3 separate regions of the Homo sapiens genome follow, and regions 1 and 3 are each linked to region 2. The links are chromatin contacts, found by Hi-C in ENCODE. All regions are on one chromosome and are shown on one strand. The core of a region is the stretch at or near the end of the contact, and the rest is flanking DNA. Distances in the headings are between cores, read along the strand shown.

What was found. Hi-C counts contacts between places; a loop is a spot of excess contacts on that map. Pooled maps may share reads with other maps.
Region 1: a map with no recorded cell type shows a loop between it and region 2 (32-fold over the local background). The contact joins the promoter of MEX3B here to the promoter of PDE8A in region 2. A Hi-C loop is called at or near these places in 2 of 37 single-sample maps with no recorded cell type and 7 of 50 pooled maps.
Region 3: a pooled map shows a loop between it and region 2 (17-fold over the local background). The contact joins the promoter of WHAMM here to the promoter of PDE8A in region 2. A Hi-C loop is called at or near these places in 2 of 37 single-sample maps with no recorded cell type and 6 of 50 pooled maps.

The regions. Positions count from the first base shown.
Region 1 is chr15:82,044,739-82,047,438 of GRCh38, forward strand. It overlaps MEX3B (mex-3 RNA binding family member B), which reads right to left and starts at 1,280. Exons shown (of 2, transcript NM_032246.6): 1 at 712-1,280. The coding sequence starts at 967. RefSeq lists silencers at 1,060-1,359, 2,210-2,529 and an enhancer at 1,583-2,529.
Region 2 is chr15:84,980,606-84,983,305 of GRCh38, forward strand. It overlaps PDE8A (phosphodiesterase 8A), which reads left to right and starts at 1,251. Exons shown (of 22, transcript NM_002605.3): 1 at 1,251-1,743. The coding sequence starts at 1,558. RefSeq lists silencers at 313-362, 683-1,172 and an enhancer at 900-1,432.
Region 3 is chr15:82,808,305-82,811,004 of GRCh38, forward strand. It overlaps WHAMM (WASP homolog associated with actin, golgi membranes and microtubules), which reads left to right and starts at 1,324. Exons shown (of 10, transcript NM_001080435.3): 1 at 1,324-2,031. The coding sequence starts at 1,423. RefSeq lists silencers at 1,580-1,709, 1,730-1,839, 2,060-2,229.

The sequences.
Region 1 (2,700 bases), core at 30-2,529, 2.9 Mb before region 2:
CGGAAAGGGGGCGTCTCCCTCACTGACCTCGGGCCGCGCCACGGGCTGGGCAGCGGATCCCACCCGCGAGGCGCTCGAGGAACAGCCCATTGGCTGCCTGGCCCTCCCCCAGTGACTGCAGTCGTCCCGAACCAAACCCGAGAATCCCAGAAAAGTCATCTGGGGAGATGCCGCTGGGATCCAGCTGGGCGCGCCGTCAGCTCTGAAGACACGGGGAAGGGGCTCGGGGAAGGCAGCTGAAGTCGCGATGCCTCAGCGCTGGTCGACTGGGGGTAGGGGGTGGGGTGTGAGTCCCGGGACCCATTGTTCCTCCTCTGGGCTCCATTCCGCTTTGCAGAAATCCAGAATCCTCCTCCCATCCTATGCTCACTCCTCCTCCTTCCTCCTCCCAAAGGACTGATCAAAGGCCCCCTCCCCCAAGCATCTTACATTTAAATTGTCTTTCTGGAGGTGGGCTGGTTGGGGGGCGTTAGGGGAGAAGGCAGTGATTTTAGCAGAAGAAAGTGCATCCCGCCAGGGCAGCGGCGCGGCTCCGGGAGACAGCCTGCCTGCACTTTCTTTGTCTGGGGCGCCGGCCCATCGCGCGGCTCTTCCTCTCTCCCCAAGGCACCCCACGCCGCGGATCCCGATACTGAACACGCCTTCCCCTCGAGGCAGTGGCCTGAGACCCTACACCACCCCCACCCACCTCCCCATCCCTCCTCGACCTACCTTGCCGCCCCACGATCTCGGCGACATGCTCAGAACTGGGTACTGGCACGCACTCGGTCATGTTCACGCTCTTCTTGCGCGGCTCGCTGTCGTACAGAGAGGCGCCCTCGTCACTGTCCAGCCCCAGCAGGGAGAGCTGGTCGAGCGCGAGCTGCAGGGCTCTTTGGTCATCCAGGGTCTCTCCCCCTCCGCTGCTGCCGCCGCCGCCGCCGCCGCTGCCGTTGCGCTCCAGGTCTGCGAACAGCGAGCTGGGCATCGCTCGGCCGTGCGCGCCGCGCCCCCGCCGGCCCTCGGCTCGGCGGCGAGAAGCTGCGGCCACAAAGGCAGCCGGGAAGCGGGTGGTCAGGGGCGGGGAGGCCGGTCGCCTGCTGAGGGCTCCGTTGCTTCTTCCTCGGTGCTGGGAGGAGTGGGTCGCTCCGTGCGGTCCGCACCGGGCAGTGGCTGCAGGAGCCCCCACCTGGGTCCCCACCCCAGACCTGCTGGCGGGTGGGGTGGGGGCAGAGCTCTAGCGGTGGCCGCGCGTGCCCCCCGAGTGCCCGGCTGGCTGGCCGCAATGCCGAGCGAAAAGCGAGCAGGCGAGCGACAGAAGCGTTTCTTTAAGGAGCCCCTCCCCGGCTCCTCCACTCCCTCCCTCCCGCCCGCCCGCCCGCCCTCACTCAGCGCTTTTTCCTCCTCTCCTCCCCGCCTCTTGACTGAGCCTCTGCAGCCAGACGACTCCGGAGGGGGACGAGGGAGGCGCAACGTCACAGGCGGGAGCTGACACCACAATGCTACTGACACTATCGCTGGGGGAGGCGATTGGCGCGCGCCAGGCCGGGGGCGGGAGGAGGCCGCGGGTTGAGCGAGCGGAGAGAGAGCGCCACCCCCCACCCCCGCGCTCGCCGCAGCCCGCCCCGTCCTCCTCCCGGCCGCGCCCCTCCCCCGCCGCCGCTAACGCCTCTCTTTGTTGTCTAATGCGGGACTGGCAGGCTCGGGACACTTGGATGTACCTATCAGCCGAGGACAATCATTGTCCCTAAGTCTCCTCCCTCGCCTGACTGAGAAAAGAAAACGCGCCCAACTCTGATGCCTGGAGCCGGGCTCTAAAAGAGCGGTCCTCAGGAAGTCCCGTTAGTGGCTCCAAATAAACCATCCGTGGAGCCAAAGCTTCCTCTGTGAGAAGAGTCTGTAGTCCGCCCAAAAGGGCGACCCGAGCCCTCCGACACGGAAAACGGGACTCCAGGTCTTGGGGCGCACGGGCAGAGTGACTCCCGGCGCGGGTTGTCCACCTGCGCGGGAGCGCACGAGACACAAAAGCACACGCCCGCCCACACTGGCAACCGCGCGCGCGCGCGCCCGCGCCTGCATTTCTGTCTCCTTGGGCAGCACTTCGCCCAACTGGCCCTGAAACTGAGGATGGGAAAGCTAAAAGCTGGCTGCCGCGCGAGCTCGGCCCGCCCGGCCGCTGGCGACCTCTGGAATGCATGGCACCAGTGTCCAGCACACGCCCGGCGCCCGGGCCGAGACCCTGCGGGTTCTGACACGCGCACGAGCGCCGCGCCGCCACCGCGGGGACGCAGGCCACAGCGCCAGCGGGCGGCGCGGGCGTGCGCGCCCGCTGTTCCCATCCCTCCCCTCCGTGCCCCGCGGCCGAGCATGCGCAGTGCGCGCGAGGAGCGGGCGGGCCCTTTAAGGCGGGCGCTGCGGAGCGCGCGCCGGCCCCGCCCGCGGCCCCGCCCCGACGGGAGGTGAGCGCTCCCTGCCCGGCCGCTCTTTGTGCGCTTCTCGGGGTGGGGGTGGCGGCAGAGGGAGGTTGCGACGGCACTTGCCGGCGAGGACGGCGAGCTGCGCCCCCTCCCGGATCTCCCAGGGACCGTCTCCGAGTGCGAGAGAGAAGGAAGGAGGATTTGAGGGGCGGGCCGGGGCGGTGCGCGCTGGTCCTCTCCGCGCGCATCCCCCTCCGCCGCCCACTAGGGCGGACGCCCCTTCGGGCCCCGCGCGCTCTGCTGT
Region 2 (2,700 bases), core at 1-2,500:
CAGCCCGCTACAGGATACGTGATGGACGCCCAGAGACACCGCCCTCCAGCTGGTGGGGGAGGAGCCCCAGCCACCAAGAAGTTAAGTGACTGGCCCAGTTCACACAGCAAGCTAGTGGCTGTGTGCGTGTCCGGGGTCCTCATGGGCCCCAGGCCTGCAATGCGTACGCCCCTTCCCCTGGCTCTGCCTTTGGGGTCTCGGACGCCCGACTAGCACTTTGGTTAAAATGAGAGGAGGACGGGCGCCTGCAGCCTGCCCGGTGCTGTAGCTTTGCGGCCGCCCCGGCGCCTGTGTAATCCGAGGCGTGGCGCGCCAGGTTTTGGCCTGCGAGGGAGCGCACGTGGGCTGCGGCTTCTCGCGGACGCCCAGGCCCCACCCACCCGGGACCCGGCGCGCGGCGCCCCAGTTTGACTTTCACTACCCCCAAAGGAGGTCTTTCCACCGGCCTCTTTTCTGGGTAACAGCTCCAGGGCTCACACTTGGTGACCCCACCGAGGTCAAGTAGCCGCTAAGTTACGGAGCCGGAATTCGAATTTGGCGGTCGGGCTTCTGGTGGCCTCGGGACGGAGGTGGCTGTGTGTCCCTGGGCAAGTCTCTTTCCTTCTCTGGGTAGCCCAGTCGGGCGCCCCGCCTGTCGTCGCCGCGCATGCTCAGTTGCGGGCGGCGTCCGGAGGAGGTGGCGGGCGCCCCAGCTGCTTTGCATTGACGCCAGCACCCGCTGGAGGTCACCGCTGGGGGCTCGGCGCGGCACGCTGCCGGCAAAACCCGGCCCGGATCACGGAGCCGGAGCCGGAGCCGTACCGCCAGCAACTCCTGGGTGCGCGCAGCCGTTTCTGCGCTTCTCGACGGTGCGGCCCCAGGCCCCGCTGGAGCCGAGCTGCTCCCCTCCCTACCCTGGCGGACGTGGCCCGGCCGCTCCGAGGGGTTTCCCTCGGACCCCGCGCCTAAACCCCGGCCAGCGGGAGCGTCTAAGGCTAGCCTTGTACCCCACCGGCACTCGGCCTGGGGGGGCTTTTCCGCGAGGCGGCGGCCCAGCGGGCGGAGCGGCGTGGGTGTCCACATCTAGGCGGAGTCTGGAGCCGGGGAGGCGGCGGCGGCGGCGGCGGGAGCGGGGCCGGGCGCGGCCGGGAGCTCGCCTCCCCCGGGGGTCGTGCCGCAGCTCGGCGAGGGCAGCGTGGCTCGCGCGGCGTGGACTCAGCCGCTCCTGGGTAAGGAGAGCGCAAATCTCCTCCCCCTATTTCCCCGGAAGCGCGGCCGAGGCGAGCCCGGCGATGTGAGAGGCGGCCGTCGGCTCCTGCCTCAGGAAGGGCATGTTCGGAGGGGCGGCCTCGGCACGCCACCCGCCTAAGCGCCCCCTTCCCACCGCAGCCGCCGCCGCCGCAGCGCCCGCACCGCGATAAAAGGGGCGGCCGCGTTTCCTGACGCGAGATCCGCGCTCGCCGCCGCCCGCCCAGGCGGCGATGACACGGCGCCCGCGGCGGCCCGGAGGCGCCGGGTGGGCCGTTTGCTGACCGGATCGCGGCTACCCGCCAGCGTGTCCGCGGCGCCGCCGCCAGCATGGGCTGTGCCCCGAGCATCCACATTTCCGAGCGCCTGGTGGCCGAGGACGCGCCTAGCCCCGCGGCACCGCCGCTGTCGTCCGGCGGGCCGCGCCTCCCGCAGGGCCAGAAGACGGCCGCCTTGCCCCGGACCCGCGGCGCCGGCCTCTTGGAGTCGGAGCTTCGCGACGGCAGCGGCAAGAAGGTAAGGGGCGCCGGGCACTCTGGGGCCGCCGCGAAACTCGGGCCCGGCCAGTAAGCAACTTTCCCGCAGGGGCCGGGCGGGGTCCCCCCCACCCGGCCTCGGTGCCCTCTTGTCCCGCTTTGGATGGTTCTGATTGACGCCAGTCTCCCGCCTTGCCGGGGCAGCGTTCAGAGAAGGACCGACCCAGGTCCCGCGACCCTGATTTCCTAGGGTTGCGATTAGGACGCCGCCTGTGTCGCGGCGTCGGTTTTTTGGACACATCCGACTCCCGGAGCGGCGGGGCCCGATGTGAAGTTGACTGAGGCGCTTGCATCAATTTCCTCTCCAAGAGCGGGTGTTTGAGGGAAACCCCCAGGATATTCTGGCGCGCCCCTGCAATGTTAAATCAGTGTGAACTTTGTTCTTTTCCTGTGGTAGAAAGGGAAGGGCGACTGGCCTCACCACTCTTTTCCCTCTGTCAGCTTTGCACATGCAGTTGCAGGTTACCATTTTCTTCGGGACTGCTAGAATGTAATCTGGAACATCAGCTTTGCTTCATTGCACATGTATTTGAGGTCCACGTTTATTAGCATACATACTGTATTTAAAGCATATGTAATTAGAAAATACTGTGAAACGCGATTTTTGAAGCATTCAGCAGAACAAAGTTAATCTTTTATTAAGCCGACTTACTGGGACATTTTGTGACTGGGGTTTTTTGTTTTTTTACATTGCGTGTCTTCTCCAGCGCATGTTGCCTTGGCTTATGTTTTGTCAAAGTTTCTGGGCTTAGTCTTTGTTGAGGTTTTCTAAAGGAAAGTTAAAAAGGAAAAAGAAAAACGTGATCATTAAGGCACACAGCAGCAGCTTTCCAGTTCTCTCATTTCAGAATTTAAAGCTGGAACTCATGCGTTGGTTTATGTTTTGTTAAACCAGTAAAAGACAACAACAACAAAATTCGTGCATGGCTGCAGATTG
Region 3 (2,700 bases), core at 74-2,573, 2.2 Mb before region 2:
TAAGTAACTCATATTAGTTAAAATAGTATATTAAAATAGGGGAAAATCAATCACTTCAGCTAAAAGTTTATCTCTCCAAGAAGACTGAGTGACTGAGTCCCAGGGCCCAATCCCCAACCCTCACACCGGCAGCAGGCATAAAAGGGGAGGGACCTTCAGACAAAGGCACCTTTCCATCTTCAAGTTGCATTCCACAGAGGTTCCTAGATTTCTTGAGGTCATTTTCAAGGCAGAGAGATGCCCTAACTAGAGCTTTAGCTTCGCCCTGATTTTTTCGTTTGCTTATTGTTTACCCTTGGGGATAACAGCAAGTACAAAATCTGATTCCAACTTTTCCCAGCTCAAAACCTTCACAAACACTTTCACTTGTTCCCGAATCAACACCTCACAGGCCTTGCTTTGGCAAACGGCTCCTGATCCCAGCTTCCTGGCATCTCCCTCCTTTCCTCCTCCCATTCCCACCACCTGTCTCAGTGCACTCCCAGGATGGGAGCTGACATGGACTGTATTTCTCAGTCTACACTGCACATTTCCTAGGCAGAGACTAGGGCCGTCTTGGTGCTTGTTGCATGAACAGATTTAGCTCCACCCTGACACGTAAACTGGATTTCCTGATATCTCCTTAAACAGGCCTTCCGTAGCCAGGGGGGCATGTCGAGCCCGAGTGTCGGTGTATCTTAAGTTTGTCTGGGCCTCCGTTTCCTTAACTCTAAAGTGAAGAGTTAGAACACAGATTGTATTTAAACACCCTGGTTGGGAGCTGCAGTGCCCTGAATTCCCCCTCTTACTCCACCCCCTCAATACTGACACACAGCCGACACTCAATAAAAGTTTGTTGAATTGACAAAAATAAATTTGCGGCTTCTTGCCCAGTACTTGGCACTTAGAGGCCCTCAATAAATGACTATCGAGTTTATATTTCATCTCCCCAACGCATTTGTGACATTCTTAAGGGCGTGAACCATGTACTCAATAGGGCCCTGATGATAGAAAAGAAAATCAGCTTGGTCCCTGTTCTCAAGTTCATAGTTTAGTGTGGGAGACTAATACAATAACTCGCCGATTCAACAGATATTTTTCCAACGTCCGTATGTATTGGGTGGAAAAGGTGAGGCAAGAGTTGTATTTCCCAGACTCCTGAACAGGTTGCGAGATGATTGACTCCTGAGGGAGACCTTCTCACCTTTTCATTGGTTGTCGCTGGCCCTCTCGTCTATCACCCAACCAACCCCGAATGCCTCTTGTAAGCCCCACCTCCGGCAGCCAGCCAATCAGAAGTGCCGGGGGCCAGGGTGCTGCTGGGGCACTGACGCGGTTTCGATTCTAGCGAAAAATGATTTGGCTCGGACTGTCCCGTGACAGGCGGTGCGAGGAGGCCAGGCCCGCGCCCGCCGAGCCCTAGGGCCGCTGCTGCCGACAGCCATGGAGGACGAGCAGCCTGACAGCCTGGAGGGCTGGGTGCCGGTCCGGGAGGGCCTCTTCGCCGAGCCCGAGAGGCACCGGCTGCGCTTCCTGGTGGCCTGGAACGGCGCGGAGGGCAAGTTCGCTGTGACTTGTCACGACCGTACCGCGCAGCAGCGGCGGCTGCGCGAGGGGGCCCGGTTGGGGCCCGAGCCCGAGCCCAAGCCTGAGGCCGCCGTCTCCCCGTCCAGCTGGGCCGGCCTGCTCTCGGCCGCGGGGCTCCGCGGCGCGCACCGGCAGTTGGCGGCGCTGTGGCCGCCTCTGGAGCGCTGCTTCCCGCGGCTGCCGCCGGAGCTGGACGTGGGCGGCGGCGGGGCCTGGGGTCTGGGGCTCGGGCTGTGGGCGCTGCTGTGGCCGACGCGCGCGGGTCCCGGCGAGGCGGCGCTGCAGGAGCTGTGCGGGCAGCTGGAACGCTATCTGGGCGCGGCGGCCGACGGCTGCGGCGGCGCCACAGTGCGCGACGCACTCTTCCCGGCTGAGGGCGGCGCGGCCGACTGCGAAAGCCCGCGCGAGTTCCGGGAGCGGGCCTTGCGCGCGCGGTGGGTCGAGGCGGACGCGCGGCTGCGCCAGGTAAGCGAGGCCCGGTCGCCGGCGTTCGTCCGCGCTTCCATGGCCTGGGACACTGTGGGAGGCTCCCCCGGCGCCGAGAGCCCTGGCTGACGGCTGACGGGGAGGAGCCGGCGGGCGGAGAAGGCCGCGGGCTCCCCAGTGCCGTCACCTGCGCGGGACCGCTGCGGGAAACCGGCGGGAGCTGCGGGAGGGTCTGCAGAGAGGACAAGCGAAGTTAGAGCCTAGTGTACTTGCAGCTGGGAGCTGGGCTAGGCCCCCAACTTTTGCCCTGAAGATGCTGGCAGAGCAGGATGTTGTAACAGGAAATGCCAGAAATATTGCAAGCAAGACTGAAAACAACCCATCCATGTAGGAAAGAATAACACGGACTAAATGTAAGCAATTCCTGTGTATGAGGGGACGTCGCAAATGGGATAAAATGGTTTAGAGGAAGAAATGGCTTTTAGGAGATAGGGTGTTTTGTTTTAAGTAATATATACTTGGTCAAATGGAAAGCCGGCAGAAGGTGAACTTTATTCATCAGTTTGGAATGACCGCATTAGTGCCCTTTTAAGCTTGAAAGAGGTAGTTTGAGAGAGAGTAATTATTTGAGTGGTAAACTTACTGAACCTAAGGGGAGGGGAAGTACAAGTTCACAGAAGGGTTTAGGAGAAAATATGCCTTCTAAGT